Regions from separate parts of the Homo sapiens genome. Here region 1 is linked to region 2. Evidence: chromatin loops called from intact Hi-C (ENCODE). Cell type or tissue: mammary epithelial cell. All regions are shown on one strand. Links, peaks and the distances in the headings refer to the core of each region. The heading gives the core; the rest is flanking DNA. Region 1 overlaps SEMA3E (semaphorin 3E). Region 2 overlaps SEMA3E (semaphorin 3E).

Region 1 (8,456 bases), core at 341-8,340, 58 kb before region 2:
AAATTTAATTCACCTAAAAACATTTACCTAATTCATCAAAATATGTGTCAATTCCATTCATTCCTGGTACTGAGCAAACGAGTCTCGCTTTTAGGAAAGTGCTCCACTTATTCACCAGTATTCTCTGCCCTCCTACATCATTCTGTGAAAACCAAAAAGGAGGTAAATAGTTACCTAAAGAATTTCGACCAACCACAGATTTCATATTATTAAACATGCAGTTGCCAAGAGTTATGACTTTTTTATTTAACTAGGAAAATTTGGCATAATTCTCAAGTAATGTCATAGGTGCAACTCCCCATAATTTGGATTTTTATTTTTTTTTAGGTTTCTTCATTCGGCCTTGTCAGTGCACTTTCACCCTGATACAGTAAATATATTTTGCAGATATTAAACAATATTAATACTGCAAACTCTCCTAAATAGAATAGTGGAGAGATACAGTAATCATGATTATTACTTTGTTCATAAATAATTTGCCTCTCTCAGGAATATAGAAACACCCATTTCTTTTCTTCCTTTAACAAAGGAAGAAAGCTTTTCAAGAAAGTTTGAAATACACACACAACACCCATACTATATATGTATATAAATATATACATACACCACACACACAATATATATATGCACACATATTTATATGTAAATTTATTTTCGAACATCTTCTTAAATGGCAAGGTAACTTTACATTTGTAATTTTATTTGATTCTCTCAATATATGTTGCTACTCCTATTGGTTTTAAATGTTCCCAAACAACCTCTCTAAATATTCAGTAAGTTACAGATGGCTTTTTTAAAAATAATTTTAACCAACCGAATTGTTCAAACATAGCTATGTATATTATTTGTACTGTGTACTAAAGGAATAAAAAAGGTTTTGATCAAATTCATTAAGAAAAATAAAGTTCAAATTTCTGCATGGGAAGAAGGACAGTCTAATCATAGACGATTTCTTCTTGGTATAGCTTCAAAAATGGGGAAAATCATGCAAAATACAAGGTCCTTTTAAGATACACCTTTCACTAGATATGAAATGTAGAGGTTGGTATAGTAAATATCAATTGTAGGCAGTCTAAAGAATACTAGAAAATATTTAAAAGTAGAAACTTACTATAAACTTAATAAAGGCCTGACCATAAATTGTGAGATAAGCAAGCATAATGAGAGAGAAAGCCTCACCACACAGAGTCGCCCGACCCTGGTGTAAATTGCGTGAGCATTGTTTTCTGCCTCCAGTGCCTTCTCAGTAAAAAAGAAATATACTTTGTTGTCATCTCTGTCTTCATTGTCAGGAATCATGTATGAACCTACAAATTTTGGTTCTATAGGAGCAAAAAATAGGAGAAAAAGTGAAATAGATATTACAACTAAATGCTAACAAGTTATTCCAATAAATTGTATATCATCTGAATCCTTAAGTTTAACTTTCACCATTTCATAAAGAAATATTTTTCTTGAATTTTTTTACCAAACATTAAAAACTATGTTGATATCTCCACTTTATTTGCATATTAACAGCCCTTTTAGAAATATTACAAGAATATTTAATTGGAAAATAAAAGAATCCAGGAGAGAAGAAGAATTTCAAACAACATGCAATGCGAACTTAAAATGCATTCAGGAAAGAGCAGATTGGGAGCACAATGAAGACAAATCTCTACAAATTTCCTCCCATTGTAGGTAAAAACTAAATGTAAGTATAAGTAACATATTAAAGTAAATAAATCTATCATAATTTATTTTTAATTCATAAATGATCTACCAGTATAGCGCATAGATCATTTTAGTTTCAAAGTAGAAAATTTATTTTACGTTTTTGGGATTGTAGTCCAAGAGATTTGAATAAATGTTCTTTGATATGGTATGTAAAATATATGAATGGTATCATCAATGACTATGCATTTTAAAGCTTAATAAAAATGTGGAAAGTAATTAAAATGCTCACCATAAAACAATATTCTAGCACCTCCATATACCAGTGTGCCAAAATATAAAACTTACTTCTTACAAAGAACTCTGTATCAATGAATGTCTAGTGACTTTCCTAGAGTTTTGTCTCTAAAGTCTAATGCAATCCTATTAAAACAAGCAAAGCAGGGCAATCAATTCATCAAAGATTATATCAATTGATAAAAGTAGACAAAACAGCTTATTGGATGATGGACTTTTCACTTTTCATACATTTGTTTTGTTTTCCTTATTCAAATACTGATTTCTAAGCATTGCTCGGAAGGTATACTGATTTTATAATTAAGCCAATCAATTTTGATAGAAAATGATGTACATATATTATATACAATATTTTAATTCAAGAATGTTGCTAGTAAAACATTCTGAAATTTGTAAAGGAATTGTATTTATATTCTTATTATTATCAAAATGGCAACATTTTCCGTAAGTTTTAGAGTTGATTTCAATCCTAATTCACATACTCTTTTCCTCATCCTTACCTTTCAACAGACGCTCATCGTCATGCTCAGTGCGGATATGGGCCAGTCGCCCCATGCTGCGGAAGATCGCAGCGTCTCTGCTCCAGTAGTCACTGTAGAGTCCAGCAAACAATTCACTACCTACACGGGAGCATCAGTAAAAAAGAAGTCAGTATTTGTTAATATGTTAACAAATTAAACACATCCAAATTTAATATGTGTATCTATAATATGTACTTTATGACATTAATACTATTGCTGTTAGGAGCATGGATGGTATAGTAAGACTCCCAGGGTTTGAGTCCAGAGTCTGTCACTTACTAGGTGTGAACTTGGGCAAGTTGCTAAGTTCCCTGTGCCTCAGTTTCCTCATTTAGAAATTAGAAAAGTAATTGCATTCAGTAAGATAGTTAAGAGCAAAGCACTTGGAAGATCAGCTGGTAAATAGTAAGACCTATATGAGTTTTTGGTAAATACCTTGGCTTCATTTATTTTCCTAGACTTCTTTTAACCTCCCTATCATCAGGGCTTTATCATTATGATTGTTATTGTGATGATTACAGGTTTTATATGTCAGTCAGCTAATTCAAATCCTTCTTGTAACAAGATACTGCTATCATGAATATGATTTTAGTGTGGGAACAACAAAGTCTAACAAAGATGATATAATCCAATCAGTTGTCATTCAATTTGTAAATTTGTGGCTCAGTCAGATAGGAAGGATATAAAAAGCGCTCAAAATTTAATCAGACAGTCAACAAAATGATTGAAGGAAGTTAGTTGCAACATGTGGTGGCAGTCACAGTCTTAAAATCAGACTGAGAAATTACATAATGTATTCAGGGTCTCAGGAAATAACCATGTGTCTTTTGAGTAAGAAAAAAGACATTAAAATAACTTAAGGGAGAGTATAACTTGAACTCCAGGAAGATCAATAGCTCTGAAGCATAGGGACTTAGAATCCTTTCCCAAAACTCACAAGAGGTAATCAGTGTGCCCATCAGTTTTACCAGAAGGATGTCCTGGCCATACCCGGCTCAGTTGTCCTGTCTGGAGCAAAAATCTCTGGCCAAGAAACAAATGATAACAGCAGATTGCTGGAAACAGCAACCTCAAAGCAAAGTGGTAAAATTGTTTTCTTAATGAGTGGCATATAACATTGGTCTAGTTCTAAAACAGATATGATTATTATATTACATAGTACTAATGCTTTTTTGTTAAGTTTGCAATGTGTATGCATACACATATTTAAAATGCTTTAAAGGTTAAGAGATTTCAAAATTAATTGTATTTCCAACTTAATATATCTAATTATGTAATTAATTTTATAATTAGGATTATTAAAGTTGCAGGTATAAGAATTTGACCAAATATATAAACAGAATTTAAAAGATATTGAATACTTTATTTATAAATTTTATTTATTAGAACTTTAAAAATTGTTTAATTATTTATGAAGGACTTTTTTCCCAAGGTAAGGTCTTTAAAGCTTTGGAAAACTTCAGAAGTGTAAGCATTTTTGTATGATTTAACATTTGAGAAAATGATCAATTAAATTATATATAAGACAAATTAAAAGGAAGTTTATTTTCAACTTGCATTAACTATTAATATTTTAAAGGTAAAGATGATTGCTTTTGTTATACCAAATTTAGAATAATATGATATAAATTAAACTCAAAGATTAAAAAAATAAGCTTTAGAAGTACTACTATAATAGTCTTTTTCATTTTAAAAAGATAAATAATTCTAATTAGTTTTTCTCTGTTCACAAAATCCTCTATGGATGCCTAAAACACTCTATGAGATACAAATAAATACAATCTATGGTTTCCAAAAAAGAATTCATTTTAAAATTATATATTCTAAATGAGAGAGGAAAAAGTAAATGTGTCAGAGTGTTAACAATTGGTGAATCAAGGTAAATGGTATACAGGTGTTAATTTTAGTTTTACTTCAAATTTCTTTGTATTTGAAAATTTTCAAGATCACAGAGTTTTTAAAAAGATATATTTGTTGAGTTCTTCTAGTATATTCAACTTACGCTAAGTGAGAGGTATGATGTAAGGAAAATAACAAAAACTAAATGACTATTTAAATCTGGACTTAACAATATATAATTTGGTAGAGAAAAGTTATGTTAGAACTCTTAAGCATATCATGTTATTTGATAATAGAAAGGGAAAAGATTAACATAATTTTTTATCAAAGTCATTTAATTAGTGCTGTCTTTCCCAGAAATTTTATGTCTATGTTTGAAGAAGTAGTATTTTGAGACCAAATGCATAAATGCATTCAGTGGTTAGGAATATGACCTGTTACCTGGAATTCAGTCTGCATTATTTGAACATGGATAAAAGAGAGTCATTAAAAGGACTTTGGAATCATCAACTCTATGGCATAAACAACCAAGTTGACACTTAAAAAAATTGACTATTAACACATGAGTGAGGATTTCTCTGAAATATTTTTGTTTTTAATTATTATAGTTGAGTTATGTTTACCACACCAAATATAAAGACCAGCTTGTTAAATGGTTGAAAATATAATTTATTTCGCTACTGTGGGCTGGTCTGAATCTTTAATGTATAATGGGAATGAAGATTAGATTTCTTTAAAATCATGAGTTTTCTATTCTTTACATTTTTAATATTTGATTTTATATCTTAAAGTATTTTAGACTTTGATAATTGAAAATATTTTTATGGGAAAATAATATTTATATTAGTACACTTCGATTTTAATGGATTTATCCTAATTTGGAACATTGTTTCAAAATTATCGTTTTAACCAATGCTATAAAATTAACAAACAAGTATTCCTTGGAGCCACTAGGTGGCAGCCCTATGATGCTAGATAATACCATATTCAGAGACAATTCTCTGCACAAGAGAAAAAATAATGTATTCTCAATGTTACCCAGTTTCCCATTTTGCACTCAGGACAGAGAAAATTGTGAGCAATTCCCATAACACAATATGAACTGTATGACTTGAATTTCAAAGACACTATATAGGTGCTAAAAACTGTAAGCAACGTAAATAGAAACAAATGTGTTTCTGTTGGAAATGTTAGGTTTTCCTCAGAAGGGAGAGATATTCCTTTCATATCTTCATATCAATGCAAATTTAAAAAAATTCATAGTAATTGATAATAATTATGTTTAGCAAAATACTTTCCTAAGAAAATTAGAAAAGAAAGACAACACATTAGTGAAAAATAAATAATAATATTAATAAAACCTTAGGTAAAATAATACCTAATAGTAATTAAGTAAGCAAAAATACTGGGCATTATTAAAATTTTTAATACAATTTGTAGGAAATACATAGTCTCTAATTAAATTTATTATAACTATTTGGTATCAGAAAAGTTGTGAATCAATACATTGATCTTTTACAGAATGCAAAAATAACATCTAGATAAATCATATTTTCATGGATTAAAATAGGAAAACATTTTATAAAAAGATTAAAATACCTTTTAGGGCTTCAGTTATAACAGAAGAACTATCTAAGGATTTAGTTTTCTATGTCTATGGAGATGGGCGAGTTTAACAACTTCTCACACTCAACAATAGTCTTTATATAGAGAAGAAAGAATAGTAGAAATAGTTCTGCAGTGGAAATCTGGCAAGCCAAGTCTCTAGCTCAAAATCTGCTGTTTGACCACCACAAACTGCTCAAAATCTCAAGGTCTCAGTTATCTGCAGAATCAAAGAGACTGCCATGTAATTCTCGGAAACTGCCAAGCTTTTATGTTCTCTCTGCTCTTTGGCCTAGAATTCCACACCTCTCTTCTCACTTCACCTTCCTTTTGCCTGGTTATTGTCCGCTTTTTCCATGACACCTTGTCTGGCCAAACTTTTTTAGTGTAGTGGTTCCTAGTGCCACTGTAGCTCTGGTACCTATTTCTATCCTACTGCTCATCCAACTATATTTTTATTGACTCCTTGTGTGTTTGAAATGATGCCTCATTAATGTCTGAAATACAAAAAATGCTCAATAAATATCTGTTGAATCAAAGAATGGCTTAATGAGTTCATAATTAAATATATCAGAAGTTCCTTTCAGGGTTTAAAAAAGGTTATGAAAGGCTGTGAAGTGTCAACAATCAGGGCCAGGTGCAGTGATTCTCGCCTGTAATCCCAGCACTTTGTGCAGCCCAGGCCGGAGGATCGCTTGAGTTCAGATGTTCAAGATCAGCCTGGGCAACATAAAGAGACCCCCATCTCTACAAATAATAATAATAATGATAAATAATAAAGTAGCTGGGCATGGGGGCCTACACCTGTGGTCCCAGCTACTCAGGAGGCTGAGGTGGGAGAATCTCTTGAGCCAGGCAGGTAGAGGCTGCAGTGAACTATGATTGTGCTACTGCACTCCAGCCGAGCCAGACCCTGCCTAAAAAAAGATAAAAAAAAAAAAAAAAACACACAGGATAAGATCTTAACTTTTAAAAACTGTTTCAGAGAGAAAATATCAAACGAAAGAAAAGGCTATTGGGAATTTACGTGGATAACAAATTTGAATTTTTGTTCCTTGAGGGCCTTACGTTATTAATTTTAATAGATTAAAACAGGAACTCTATTTTTTTCAAAAATTGATCCCCAAGAATTTCAGCCCAAAGGACATTATATTGTGATTAAAAGAGTGTGTCAACACTAAATTGCTTATGTGAAAGAAAATAAGACAATCATTTGACTCTTTGAAATAGATAAAAACACATTCTTTATATTAATTCTAAAATGTGTAACTAAAATACTTTTCTATATAACTCCTTTTTTTTACAATGTGAACTCTAGTTGAAGTTTTAATTAAATCCATTGCATTGCCTTAATATTTTATGGAACGTATCAAGAGTTTTGTTCATGGACTATATATTATCTGAGTTTTTATTTACCATGTTGGATTTTAATTGTATAACAAGAAAAATTCACAGTAGTGTTTCATGACCTTCTTATCTTGTTAAGTTTTACTCAAGCATTGCTTCTGTTTATGTTATAAATGTATGTTATGCAAATCTAAATAATGTGAAACATATTTGCCTCATGGAACAGCATATGGCTAAAGACTGATTTAGCTGCCTCACTTTATAACTGAATTTTATAATTTTGTTAGAACATTATTCTATTGTGGATGGACTGTTTTGCAGAATCACTATGACATGCATAGCTACAAAGAGAAACAAAATGCACTTGGGAGGATGAGGATGGATGAAAATGACTCACATATTTCAACATCCCGGTTCACACTCACATTCTGCTTAGGATGCTGAAAGAAACCAGGAAGAATGTGAGATTCTGAATGTGTGATTTTATTAGGCATTTAGCTGTTGTTTGGGCTTTCGGTTTATTTTGGTTTGGGAAGATGATTAGCACTAGCTCTCAATGTTAAGAAGGTGGTTTTGAGGCATGAAGGAACAATAAAAATATCTTTTGAATCTGTTTATTTGTGTGTGCCAGCACCCATGGCTGTACTCTTGAGTTTTCTTGGTGGCAAACCAATGATATTGATACCATGAGGGTTAAAACAGATTCTCAAAGGAGAGAATATAAGTGGGGAATTGAAGAGTGGGGCTTTTTTCTTAGTCCTTTACCTCTTTTCGTTGTGACGGAACCATAAGTAAAGTATTCAAATAGCTCCTCAGAGACTAGCAGTCATGGCCAGAAGCTACAATAAGCATGTGGATAATGGGCATTCTGCCAAGTGAGAGAGAGAGCGAGCAGCAGCATTGGATAAGAAATTATAGATATTCTTTAGGGACAGGAAAGTGGTAAGGGAATAACCTGAAGTCTATGTTTCTATATAGTTGAGGTGAATTCAAAACACGAGGCAACACATTTGCTTATTATGTTTGTAGAACTTACCATTATAAAGACAAATATTCTAACTTCATTTATAATTTTTTCATTTATTTTTCTAATAAATGACCTTACTTTGTGCCAGTTTATTCCCTGAATGCAAATATAGTTAATTAAAAATAAACAATTATTTATTTAAAATGTTTTAATATTATTAACAACTT
Region 2 (8,456 bases), core at 87-8,086:
GTAGAATGGACTAAAGGTCTTTTAAAAACACACCTCACCAAGTTCAGCCACCAAAAAGGACTGGACAATACTTTTACCACTTTCCCTTCTCAGAATTCAGGCCTGTCCTCGGAATGCTACAGGGTACAGCCCATTTAAGCTCCTGTATAGACGCTCCTTTTTATTAGGCCCCAGTCTCATTCCAGACACCAGACCAACTTAGACTGTGCCCCCAAAAACTTGTCATCCCTACTATCTTGTCAAGTCATACTCCTATTCACCGTTCTCAACTACTCATACATGCCCTGCTCTTGTTTACACTGTTTTTCCAAGCCATCACAGCTGATATCTCCTGGTGCTATCCCCAAACTGCCACTCTTAACCCTTGAAGTAAATAAATAATCTTTGCTGGCAGGACTATGCTGAATCTCCTTAGGCACTCTCTAATCAGATATCCTGAGTAGTCCCAATTCTTAGACCTTTTATACCTGTTTTTCTCCTTCTGTTATTCCATTTAGTTTTTCAATTCATCCAAAACCGTATCCAGGCCATCACCAATCATTCTATACGACAAATGTTTCTTCTAACAACCCCACAATATCACCCCTTACCACAAGACCTGCCTCCAGCTTAATCTCTCCCACTCTAGGTTCCCACGCCGCCCCTAATCCTGCTTGAAGCAGCCCTGAGAAACATCGCCCATTCTCTCTCCATACCACCCCCCAAAAATTTTCGCCGCCCCAACACTTCAACACTATTTTATTTTTCTTATTAATATAAGAAGGCAGGAATGTCAGGCCTCTGAGCCCAAGCCAAGCCATCGCATCCCGTGACTTGCACGTATACACCCAGATGGCCTGAAGTAACTGAAGAATCAAAAGAAGTGAATATGCCCTGCCCCACCTTAACTGATGACATTCCGCCACAAAAGAAGTGTAAATGGCTGGTCTTTGCCTTAAGTGATGACATTACCTTGTGAAAGTCCTTCTCCTGGCTCATCCTGGCTCAAAAAACACCTCCATTGAGCACCTTGCGACCCCCACTCCTGCCCACCAGAGAACAAACCCCCTTTGACTGTAATTTTCTTTTACCTACCCAAATCCTGTAAAACGGCCCCACCCTTATCTCCCTTCGCTGACTCTCTTTTCAGACTCAGCCCGCCTGCACCCAGGTGAAATAAACAGCCATGTTGCTCACACAAAGCCTGTTTGGTGGTCTCTTCACACGGATGCACATGAAACTAATGATAAAATCTCCCTATATAGATAGTTAACAGCTGAAGTAGTTAAAGCACGGGCTCTCTCCAGGGGCAGCTATTAAGCACTTCAAATACTTCGAATTATATTTGCACCTGAGGGTTAACTAATATAAGGAATATCAGAAATAATATTTTAGTGGTGAAATGGTGTTCTTTGTATGTGGTGGCTTAAAATATTAATATTTTATGGCCACTGCTGCACTTTCATAAATGGAATATAAGAATCATGAGTCTAGCTGCTTAACAACAGAATATCTAGAACTCGATTTTATCTGTGCCTTGTCTTAATGTAGGACTCTGCCTTCCAATGTAGATGAAAAATAACAGATTCTACATGAGTATATTGTTTCATATGCTTCAGGGTAAAATTGTGATATAGAGTGCTTCAAAATATACTTAAAAGTAACGAGAGTTGCGATTCACCCAGCTTACAGGAATAGGTTATATGACTGATCTTTGAGCCTGCTTGCTAGTAAATATTATATGTGTGGCAGGATTCAGTTGGGATTTGCTTTTATTATGCAGTATCACCTAGTGGCAAAGTCTTAGCGGAAGAGATGTATAACTGGCACCAAGTAATATTTATCTTAACTCAGTTTGAAATCTTCCCTCCTCCTGCATTCCCTACCTCACCTGACCATGAGAAAGTAATTACAGAATCAAAAAGTCTTTGCATGTCCCTTGTAAAATATTATATTTTATTTATGTAAATTATATATGTACACACACATACACACCCACCTATATACATATTCCAGTTTGGTGGTTAAATTAATGAAAATATTAATATAACACAATAGAGAACACAGTTTGATGTTAAGAGATGTTCTTAGTGGGCAAATTAAGCAAATAAAATTATTAAGTGAATTGAGTGCATAGCAAATTAATTGGTTCACAGATTTTGTACTTGACAAGAATTTTAAAGGCCCAGAAAGATAATTTCTCTGTCTCAAGCAAACTGATTCAGTACATCGCAAATGCTTTTATCTTTCTTGGGAAGAAATGCTGTAGTCTTTCTTTGAGAACAAGGTTGTTTTAAGCATTGTTTTTATTGACAGCAATGAATGAAACATCTTACCTCCAAATGATATCCAACTCTGATGAAGGCACAAACTGGATCAAAAGCTCCAGTACCACAGGTCAGAAGGTGTGTCCTGTTATAGTGATGCAAAACCCGAACATAATTTGCACATTCACCCTAAAGCAGGAAAAAAAGGGAAGGAATCTATCAGTATAATAAACATGTTTCGTCCTTTTTGATTTTTGTTTTTCCTAGCCCTAGAAAGCTCATGTTTTACCGTAAATCTCTGTTGGGTGAAGGAGGCAAGAGGGGTAGAAGAAAAGAGGACAAGAACTTGGAGAAGAAACTGGGGTGATTGAAACACATTTTGGTTAGCAGTGATGTGTAAATTACATTTTATAATGAGACTGCATCATTTTTCATGTATTCTAGTTTACAACTGAGGAATAAAAAAAGCACTATTCAGAAATTTCTTCAAGTGTAAAAATTCTCATGACAATATGTTCCACTAAGTAATTAAGTTATTCCCAATGCTGTTAGTTTTTTAAGTACAGTATAAACAATGAATCAGCATAAAGTCATTAAAACCAAAAATTTGAAAAAGCATAGTTATTCATATGGAAATATGCAGTCTTTTTTTTTTTTTTTTTTTTTTCCCAAGACAGGGTCTCACTCTGTTGCCCAGGCTGGAACACAGTGGTGTAATTTCAGCTCACTGCAGCCTCGCATTCCCAGGCTCAAGTGATCCTCCCACCTCAGCCTCTGGAGTAGCTGCAACTACAGGCATGTGCCACCATGCCCAGCTAATCTTTTTGTATCTTTTGCAGAAATGGGGTTTCCCCATGTTGCCCAGGCTAGTCTCAAACTCCTGGGCTCAAGCGATCTGCCTGCCTCAGCCTCTCAAAATATGTAGTCTTTAGGGCAAACAGAATTTTAATGTTTTGGAAAGTAAGTCTTATATTCTCACACTCACAAATTCACATAAAGCACCTTCAGAGAGAATTGTTAAGTAAATATGGAAAACTAACCAACAAAAATAACATTTTGTTGCAGGACTATGATAAGATTACTATATTGCTGTAAGAAATAGTAGTAGACTGGGGATCAGCAAACTTTTTCTGTAAAGGACGAGAATGTAAATGTATTTAGTTTGATGAGCTATCTGGTCTCTGTTGCAACTATTCACCTTTGCAGCTATAGCATGAAAGGAGCCATAAACAATACAAAACTAAATGTGTGGGGCTGTGTTCAAATAAAACTTTATTTACAAAAATAGGCAAAAAGCCACCTTCGGCCTAGAAGCTCTAGTTTGTCAACACTGGTATTCAACTCTAAGCTTCTTGAGGGCAGAATCTATTTTACGCATCTCGGCATTTCCCAGTTAATTGAGCACAGCACCTAATACATAACATGCTTAACAAAGTTTTAATATATTCATCAGTAAATGAATTTTATGATCAGTATACTGAATTTAAAAAAATAGTTTACAATAGCTTTCAAAATCAACTTGGCTAAATTAATTTTAGCAAGCATTCTTTTGACAAATTAGGTGTTGCCATTCCATTAAAAATAAATTATGAAATAAATACTAAACTCTTTTAGTGCCCAGTATTACTTGAAATCAATACATGCAATCATCAGTTACTGTCACGTTTTATAAGGACCTGTTGTGATTTCAGCACTTTAAAGTCTATCCTATAACAGTATTAGGAGGAAAAGGCCAGTGGAATCACTTGGCTAGAATGAGGAGTGCACTATCGAATTGATTATCCAGAGCACACAGGTACACTTATTTCTTCAAGTTTGCATTCACATGATATTTTATTCTTTGGGTGACCCATATATTTGGTAGAATCTTTTCATTCAGGCATGGTGAAAATATGTGTTGTTTATTTCCATAAGCACCTGCACTTCCTCTCTTGACACACCGTCACATCTGAGAGGGAACCTATTAGACCACATTTTGGCTCAGCTGAGCTAGATTGACATGGCCTAAGAATATGTTCAATTAGTCAGCATCATGCTGTGGGCTAAGGCAACAGGAATGTGCTGACTCACTCCTTGGCTGTGACCCAGCTGCTACAGAGAATGAGGAGTTGGTATAATGTGTGTTAGTCATTTATATAGTTTTTTTTTTTTTAACTGAAAAAAAGGTTAAGTTCACTTTCACAGGCAGATGTCTAGGACTTCCTCCAGGGTGCATTTGTGTCACAAAATCAGCTAGCCACTGCTCGCATGTGAAAGTTCTATCACTGATGTCTTAGTGTGTTAGGGACTGTGTCTGGGTGCTGATACACAGCATTCTGCCACTCACACCCAGCAGGGAAACTACAGAAAGAGAGAATAATGCTTCTTAAAGTAGAAGAGACCCTAAAAATATTTAGGAATAGGTAAAATGTGTTTATTGCCTCTCTCAAACTTTTTGTTTCTTCATTCATTTCTAATTTACTAAACAATGTAAAGTGAAATCTCACAAAGAATGTGCTTAACTGTTCCTAGAAAAAAAAAATTACCTGCAATTATTTTTCTGCCAAATACATGAGAAATAAGCATTAGTATAAGGAATGTATAAACCCAAGTTGATTAAGATATTAGAAAACAAAATAAAAACCAAGATCTCAATGGCATCTCTGCTTCAACTCTACATTGAAATTAATTTTACATAATTATGTTTTATATGCCTATATATTTTTTCTTCATGAACCAAATTGCATACATACTTTTATAAGAGCAAATAAAAATTTCAGTGATTCAGTTCTTTGTGGTTAACTAGGGATATAATTGATGATTTGTTTAATTTACAATGAATCATACTTACCGCATCTTTTCCCTTCATTATGCATTCTTCCATTTTTAGAGCTGTACTCGGCCAGTGTATCTAAAATAAAAGATAATGTACTATTATGACAACTGCATATAAAAATAAACCACACTGAAAACCATTTCACTTTCTTCTACAGTTCAAAACATTTCCTTTTTTTTTTTTTTCTGTTTTCTGATAAGATACAGTGGGTCTTTGTGTTATTCACAGAATTATTTGCATAATTAAGAAACGTATCGCTGGGCTTTTACTTTATGATAAATCCTTTTTTTTCTTGAATATTTTTGAAAGCTCACTTCAAGTCTTGGCCCTTCAGAGGACAGCCATGCCTTAACTAGCCCTTTCCCATGTTAAACCTGAGTGGTGCTCCAACTCAGGCACCTCCTGCAGTTTCTTGTGTTTTTACTACTTAACACAGAACCTGCTGTGTGGTGGGCTCTCCTAATGTTTGCTGCATACAATGATTAAAGGATGAATGACTCTTTAAATGCTGACTTATAATGTATCATCCAGTAATACACCATACTGTCTCTTTGATTATTTATTTATTTATTATCTTTTATTTTTTTGAGGTGGATTCTGGCTCTGTCACCCAGGCTGGAGTGCAGCGGTGTGATCTCGGCTCATTGCAGCCTCCGCCTCCTGGGTTCAAGCAATTCTCCTGCCCCAGCCTCCCGAGTAGCTGGGACTATGGCCCACCCAGCTAATTTTTTTGTATTTTTAGTAGAGACAGGGTTTCACAGTGTTAGCCAGGATGGTCTCGATCTCCTGGCCTCGTGATCTGCCTGCCTCGGCCTCCCAAAGTGATTATTTTTTAAAAAACATTGTTTAACTCTACCAGTTTCCAACTGGGTATCCAAAAGTTTTAATTGTATTTTAAGATTGTTGGTTTCTTCCTTTATACATTCCTTAAAACTTATATTTTAAGTTTGTTGGTTTATTCTCTGATAAGAAGAATATATCGAATTTTTCTTTTTCACCTCTAATAGTATCTAGCACTTTCCTGAGACCACAAGCAGAAATCAGTTATACTTGTTAACTGGTTCCACAAATTTCTAATTGCAAAACTTAATTTATTTTTGGAAGAAATTTTTTACTTTATCACTTTCTTTCCTTTTCTTTTCTCAGACTCCTTTTGGTCCCCTTTTTGCTTAATCTATAGAATTGATTGTACTATGTGCCAGGCATTGTGTTTTGAACTTTATTTTATTTTTTCCTTCTTTTGCTTTATCAACTTACGTGCAGAGGTTTGAGTTTGTTATATTACTCAATTCATAATTCATTTTCATCAACACTCTTAAAAGGTCCCTCTTTTATTTTAGTTAATTATTTATTTCCTTCTTCCCATTCCATGTTTTATTTCCATCCCCCAGGAGGCAACTATTGTATCCTGTTACCAGGTGCCTTCTTTGTATGTATTCTTAGAAAGTGTATACTATTGCTTTTTGTGCATATATTTCTAATTTATGTAAATAGTATTGAAGTTAAATCTCATCTCTTTCTTATCTTTTTCACTAAGAACTGGGTTTTTGAGTTCCCTCAATAGTCCTATGCACACATATAGTCTGCTGTTTCTGAGTGTTTTGTAATGTTAAGGTGTGGTTCCCCCACATTTTCTTTTTTTTTTTTTTTTGGATCTTAAAGTGGAAAACATGTTTATTAACATTCAAACTCCCCTCATACAAGGCCATATAAAAATCCTTAGCATTTTGATTATACATTAGTCTACATTTTCTACATAGTTACAATGATGTATAATTTAGCTTTTCATAATACAGTGTTTCAATACATCATTAGTTCTGTTAAACATAAGTCACTTACTTTCAAATCCAATACTTGAACAGTTTTCTCTGTACATAGTTTAGCAGGGCTAATTAGCATAAGATGCTATTTGTTAAGAGGTATATGATCTGAGTATTAACAGTTGCTGAAGTTTGGTATTTTTATGCAGCATTTTCTTTTTGCTTTGATAACAACACTACAGAACCCTTAAGGACACTGAAAATTAGTAAGTAAAGTTCAGAAACATTAGCTGCTCAATCAAATCTCTACATAACACTATAGTAATTAAAACATTAAAAAAAAAGTGTTGAAATCTGCACTAGTATAGACCGCTCCTGTCAGGATAAGACTGCTTTGGAACAGAAAGGGAAAAAACAGCTTTGAGTTTCTTCGTGCTGATAGGAGGAAAGGCTGAATTACCTTGTTGCCTCTCCCTAATGATTGGCAGGTCGGGTAAATGCCAGAACATATTCCAACTCAACAACTCTAGGTAACTTTATGGAGGTGGAAGCTGGGTTAGTTCATGCTAGGTGGCTGTAGCACTGACCTCATGTACAAAACTCAAAACACTTAAATACTGTGATCTAAGTCTTAATTGCAAGCTATACTGAGGATTTTTTTGTTTGTTTGTTTTGGCTATACTTTCATTCCAAAAGAAGAGCTGAATTGATGTTTGAGTTACAGCACCAGTCTATTATTAGTGAATGAAGTATACTCTTGCAGATAAATACCAGATCAAAAATCCCATTTCAGTAATTTGATTAAACTGTAGAATACTAAAAAATAAGGTATTTCTACAGAAATCTTTGAAGGGAGCAAAAAATCAAATTACAGTATATACCTAAATATTTTAAAGTGAAATAAACCAATCATCTTCTGAAAGTCAAACAGTATTTGCTATGTTGTAATCCCATTCACCATTAGGCTGCAACTGGACCACGACATCATGTTTATTAATTTCATTTTCTGCATCACTACTGTCAGTATCTTCATTGTCGTCTTCCTATTTTCTTATCAACTCTCCCAGCGATGGATACCCAGATTGCTTCCAAGTCTCTATCACATCAAACAAATTGTTACCTTTTTGTACATGCCCTTTTTGGATCTGTGTAAGAAAATCGTTGGTATATATACACAACAGAAGAATTACTGCTCTCCGAAATGGCTACATGTCTATACCAGCAATCCATGCCCCCATACCCTCACTTAGCATGATCAACTTTTCCAATTTTGGTGTCAGGTGCTTTAAATACAATATCTAATTTAATCCTTACCACAACTTTATCAAAGAGATGCTATTATTTTGGGAGTTTCTTTTAAAAATTCATATTTATCTGTGGAAACCCACACTGCAATAAATATATGGGTGGAAACAAAGGAATATGATCCATTTGAGTAACTAACTGTAGCAACTGGTCAGTTCCCAAATGTTTTTGTGGCTCAAGAGCTTAAGTCTCCTACTTAATATTGTTTATCCCCACATCTGCTGAATCAATCACCTTCCCTCACCAGAATGAAAAAGCTCAGTCCACCTCCTTTCTTAAGTTCCCTCGGAATTTCAAGGGAGCACCATCTGATGTATCAATTTCATGGGC

Evidence for each region. Hi-C counts contacts between places; a loop is a spot of excess contacts. Peaks named below come from ENCODE experiments on the same cell type or tissue, not always from the same donor. Only the 100,000 strongest peaks of a DNase experiment are listed, where the experiment ranks them.
Region 1: a loop joins it to region 2, with 2.3 times the contacts of the local background. A loop is called at or near these places in 3 of 110 quality-filtered maps.

Annotation. Positions count from the first base shown.
Region 1 is chr7:83,405,918-83,414,373 of GRCh38, forward strand. SEMA3E (semaphorin 3E) reads right to left here. Exons shown (of 17, transcript NM_012431.3): 6 at 2,451-2,570; 7 at 1,180-1,322; 8 at 28-142. Among named protein-coding and RNA genes, the nearest start is that of SEMA3E, 240 kb to the right of the region's middle. In mammary epithelial cell, for the core only: a CTCF peak has its summit at 5,266 (motif pointing right); no DNase peak of the experiment used is centred there; H3K27me3 peaks cover 155 bases.
Region 2 is chr7:83,464,167-83,472,622 of GRCh38, forward strand. It overlaps SEMA3E (semaphorin 3E), which reads right to left. Exons shown (of 17, transcript NM_012431.3): 3 at 5,077-5,136; 4 at 2,316-2,435. It overlaps LOC105375378 (a long non-coding RNA gene), which reads right to left. Exons shown (of 3, transcript XR_927716.3): 3 at 7,567-7,864. Among named protein-coding and RNA genes, the nearest start is that of SEMA3E, 180 kb to the right of the region's middle. RefSeq lists enhancers at 456-1,398, 4,364-4,623. In mammary epithelial cell, for the core only: a CTCF peak has its summit at 4,448; DNase peaks (open chromatin) are centred at 4,305 and 5,075; H3K27ac peaks cover 604 bases.